Regions from separate parts of the Mus musculus genome. Here region 2 is linked to region 1. Evidence: chromatin loops called from intact Hi-C (ENCODE). Cell type or tissue: gastrocnemius. All regions are shown on one strand.

Region 1 (2,500 bases):
TTATGTGACTTTTCTATGATTAACCATAATGTTTCACGGAGTCATAATTTGATTCCATGCATATTATAGGACAGTATAATAAAACCAATTAACGAGCTGGGCGTGGTGGCGCACACCTTTAGTCCCAGCACTCGGGAGGCAGAGGCAGGTGGATTTCTGAGTTCGAGGACAGCATGATCTACAAAGTGAGTTCCAGGACAGCCAGAGAAACCCTGTCTCAAAACAAACAAAAAAACCAATAGCTCTTTATTCCTTAAACTATTCAGACTCTTTATTATAATAAAACACAGATGTCTACCAACTTTTGATTGGTTTCTTTGGGTGTGTTACTGTTTTTTTTTTTTTAAAGCATCTTTTATATATTATTGATTTGGGTCTCCTATAGGTTGTGTATACTGTACCTTAAGAGAAGCATGCTAAGGATAGCTGGTGTTCCTTTTAAAGCTTCTCTCAGAGTCAGAGAGGGAGCCAGGATAAAAGACTGGGGCAAAAAGAAACGTTAAGAAAAAAAAGGAAAGGGGTTGGTGAGATGTCTCAGTGGGTAAGAGCACCCGACTGCTCTTCCAAAGGTCCGAAGTTCAAATCCCAGCAACCACATTGTGGCTCACAACCACCCGTAATGAGAGTCTGAAGACAGCTACAGTGTACTTACATATAATAAATAAATAAATAAATATTTTTTAAAAAAAAGAAAAAAAAGGAAAGAAAAAACACAAAATGAGTCTTTATTGCTGGTCAGACCACTCAAGGAATCCTAGCAATTCGAAGCTGCATGCTGGCATGGACCTCCGGAGGGGGTACTGGTAACATTTTCTTGGCTGCCTGTCCCAGGATGCTCAGGATGGTGCTATGAGCCTCCTGACACAGCTCAGCACCCAAGAACGCCTCCACCCTCTCTCGCCATGCTGTCAGCTGAGGCCGTCCCTCAAACAGGTTATAGCCAAGAGCCACGGGCTGTAGAGACAAAGATGGGAAAGTCGAAGAGATACCGAGGGTCCCATTGCAGGCAACACAAGCATCATAGACACAGCCCCATGGGAGGTCTGGGGCACTGTGATCAGATCCAGGACCTGACAGCAGCCAGAAGCTGCCCCCCACCCCACTCCCCACTTCCCACCTAGACAGGAAACAAATCACACAAAGTTCCCCTCTATGGTTCTGGCTTTTCCCAGACCACAGTGCTTTGGACTTGGGGAAGTAGCAAAAAGAAGAGTCCGCCCTTAGCTACTACTACCCCATCTGCTGGTCTCCTACCTGCATCAACTCCTCCAGAGACATGAGATCCGCTAGCGTCACCTGCTGGCCAACAAGGAAGGCCCTGTCCCTGAGGAACTTGTCCTCCAGCTGTTGCAGAACCAGGACCATTCTATCTCTGTTCCGTTCCACCTTCTCCTGGGGAACCTGGACCCCAATGAGTGGCCCCAACACCTGGCAGAACGACAGAAGAGCTCAATCTATAAATAAGCCTGACTCTTACTGGGTGCCCAAGGTTCAGCCCCTCCCCAGAGGACCCTGGATACCTTGGTCCATAGGAGCACTCCGAAAGTACCACGGATGTTGTCGGCATGCCAGCCCAGGTATTCGTGGACTTGGGCACGGGCCTGTAGGTCGGCCGGGTACCAGTGGTCTGCCACCTGGTACTTGGAACTCAGGTAAATCAAGATGGCTGTGCTGGGAATCATAGAAGAGGGGCTATATGGACCATGGGAAGAGGGGATTTAAGGACCTTGGCTGTTTCCCATCCCTTGGCGGGGCCTTCAGAATTCTCACATTTGAAGTACTTCCCTCTGGTCTCACCACCTATCTCTCCATGACTCTTGCCTGTCCCCAGAGCCTTTCTTCTCTGCAATGTTGTGCATGGTGAAACCCAGAGACACACACAGACACACACAGACAGACACCAGCAAGAGCTCTGCCCCTCTCCAGGTCGCCTCTTTTTTTGATGTCGTGGACACTGACCCCTGGCCAGACCTTTTTCTCTCCGCCTTTCTTTTTTGGTGGTGGTTGTTGTTGTTTTGTGGGTTTTTTTTTGTTGTTGTTTTGTTTTGTTTTTTAGCTCTCTGACACTAGACTCTAATGGGAGAACCAAACAGTCTGTGAGCCCTGACCCTTTCATTGGTCTCCGGGGCCAAGCTTTGGCGGATTAAACAGGACATCTAGGAAGTTAGGAGAAGCCCTTCCTAGTCCTTTGTTGAATCTACATTTTTTTTTCCCTAACCCTTGACAATCGTCCCCTTGTCGCCTTCCAATACCCCTCAATCAGGATAGGGAGGCCTGGAGGGGGAGGGGGGGAGTCCAGCAGATGAAACAGGACAGAAGCAAGGGACATGCTGGATCAGCCCTCTAGTCTTCCAGGACCCCTTCCCACAGAGTCTGCTCTAGCCAGGCCCCCTCACAGCCTAGGGTCGGAGTCGGCCAGGGCCCCGCCCCGCACCCCACTCCAACGGAAGTGGGGCGGCCAAAGGGAGCCGGAGGAGGTAGTGAGGGCTCTGGGTATATT
Region 2 (2,500 bases), 88 kb before region 1:
AGGACAGGCGATGAGGTCCCACATTGGAGAAGCTCTCCAGTTTGGCTTCTGCCTGAACTTCATAGTTATTAAATGGATCATCTTCCTCCTCAGGGTCCAGTTTTCTTAACCTACATGAAACATGCTAAAATCACGACAGCCATCCCGCTCCCTGTGACAGAGCATCCCAACGCCTCCTAGTAGAGCAACTAAATCAAGCCAAGATAGCATTGACTGAAACAGATGGTGAGAGCATCCACACCCAGGCCCCAGGAGCCGCTGCGTCTCTCCAGATTTCCGTGACTGATCGTTCCCACACTTGTTCATTTATGCCACCAACAGATGGCTGCTGAGCAAAGCCATGCGCCAGGCACACAACCATAAATACAGGGAGTTCATCTCCTCGGTGGAGAGGTGGATCATGAGCAGGGAAAACACAAACGGCCCACATCAGGACCAGCACCAAGCAGTTGCTTCAGACAGAGCCACGGGGACTCTGCGTTGGAGAGCAGAGTCAGAGGGAATACTCTCGGGGCTGACAACAAGGAAGGGCTAAGCAGAAGCAGAAGCTCAAGACCAGGTACAAAGGCAGAGGTGCTGAGGGGCCTCGGGGCTGCCAGCGTGGGGACACGGCACACCCATCTGAGCTCCTCACATTGCAGCACCACCCTACAGACTCTTCTAAGGACCATGTTTTGGCCACCCTTGTAGCACCTCTACAGCATAACACTCAGGGCACCTATAAACCCCACATTAACTGCATGTACACTCCAGCAAGCAAGCTGCTATACTGTTATAGGAATACCCAAAGTAATGAATACTCGAACCTCACAGAAACTGACCCAAATACAGTAGACACAGCTCCACATACACAAGGCAAGAAACAAGAGCCAGGGTATGACAGTGGGGCGAAGAGGAAGACAGATTTCACCCACTCCAAGACACTCCTTCACTCTTCCAAAGAGCAGCTGTTTCCTGTAATGCATCTCAGGAGAAACCAGCAGATGGCGCCACATCTCTGCCTTGGCTCTGTCTTAGCTGTGCACTAAACACAGCCCTAGTTCTAAGAATTGCACCCTCATGGGAGAGATGGTAGGAAGGGAACAAAGAGCAGTTAAGTGTATTGATATAAAATGGATGCATAAGTCTGCTAAAGCCTCTAGATTCCTCTTGCACTGTCAGAAACAATACTGATATAAACTGTCACTGGTCAAAATGACAACCAAAGACTTGAGATATCTGGGCAGAGTACTGATGAAACCCTACTCAAGTAACAGTGGAGGGAGAAAGACGAAGACACCGGAGATATGAGAGAAAGTCCTGGCAAGCCAAAAGTATGCCCCCAGATGCTGGGGAGGAGAATGATGGATCAGAGCGCACTCTCCCGGGAAAGCAAAAGTGGGGCACCAAGAAGCATGCCCACTGGCACAATAAATCCTAAACAGGCTCAGGAGAGAGCCCCTGGGGCTCCTGAAGAACAGCAGGGCCAGAGCAGGAGCAGTAAAAACCCAGGACAGAAGTAGGGGCCCAGGCCCTCCTGTTTCAGAGAGCTGGCACCTTCTCTCCTGGAATTCTTTGAGGAACATGAAGAACCAATACAATGAAGGAGCACGCTCCATCTTCTCAGAATGCAATGGAACTAATAGCAATATAAAGCCAGGCAGGCACACATACACTGAGAAACAGGTGGCTTCCTTCCAGGGGTTTCCATAAGCATTTGCTGCGGCCCTGAAGCACCCCAAGAAAAAGTGAGTCTCATGACTACACGTTCCTGACTCATTCATCTTGTGAGAATCAGGAAGCAGCCAGTCCCCAATGGATAAACCAGTCAGCTCCTGTATTCAGGAGGTGAGAAAAATCCAAGCACTCAGTTCAGTGACATCCACACACTCTATTCAAGCAAGCATCAAGGGGAACAAGGGAGGCACCGGTGGGGAGGGTGGGAATAGGCTGAAAAGCGCTGCTGAGAGAAAGAAGAGCAGTTTGCAGTTACATCAGAGAAACCACAAAGTGTCCAGTACCTGGACGGCAGGAACTTTACTAGCAGTCCCTGGAAATCCACTTTCTCTTCTTTTTTGCACTTGGTGTTTCGGACCCGGGCAGACCTCCGCTTTGCTGTCTCTCCACTTTCCTCTACAGTCTTCTTACGCTTTACCCCTTTCTTAGACTTATCTCCTCCAGAAACATCACCTTCACAAAGAATGATAATTAAACCATTGCACAATGGCAGGAAAGGGCCCACTGGACTCCTCTTTTACAACCCACCACCACCGACATCTTTCTTCTCAACAGCACGCAGTCCTGAGTCCCTTAATGGTCCTACCCTTCTGGAGCTGAAAAGACCTCAGGCCAGAGCTCAGGACACTCAGAGTCTTTGGGCCCTGCAGTCCATACTCCTGGGGTGGGCAGAGTGAGTGGCACTACCCACCAAATACCCAGTGATAGGATTAGAGCAAGAGACCCATGAATTATATAGAGAACAAAGGGAGCTTAGTCTCAGTCATGCATCTGAGAAAACTAA

Evidence for each region. A loop is a pair of places that touch in the nucleus more often than their neighbours do. Peaks named below come from ENCODE experiments on the same cell type or tissue, not always from the same donor. Only the 100,000 strongest peaks of a DNase experiment are listed, where the experiment ranks them.
Region 2: it touches region 1 in a loop (8-fold over the local background); 13 of 42 quality-filtered maps call a loop at or near these places.

The regions. Positions count from the first base shown.
Region 1 is chr10:75,831,141-75,833,640 of GRCm38, forward strand. It overlaps Gstt2 (glutathione S-transferase, theta 2), which reads right to left. Exons shown (of 5, transcript NM_010361.2): 3 at 1,521-1,671; 4 at 1,255-1,428; 5 at 705-954. The coding sequence ends at 745. Among named protein-coding and RNA genes, the nearest start is that of Gstt2, 2.5 kb to the right of the region's middle. In gastrocnemius, a CTCF peak has its summit at 1,280 (motif pointing left); DNase peaks (open chromatin) are centred at 1,329 and 1,519; H3K4me3 peaks cover 688 bases; H3K27ac peaks cover 827 bases.
Region 2 is chr10:75,743,229-75,745,728 of GRCm38, forward strand. Cabin1 (calcineurin binding protein 1) reads right to left here. Exons shown (of 37, transcript NM_172549.3): 10 at 2,001-2,169; 11 at 1-110. Among named protein-coding and RNA genes, the nearest start is that of Cabin1, 20 kb to the right of the region's middle. In gastrocnemius, no CTCF peak of the experiment used is centred here; DNase peaks (open chromatin) are centred at 303 and 988.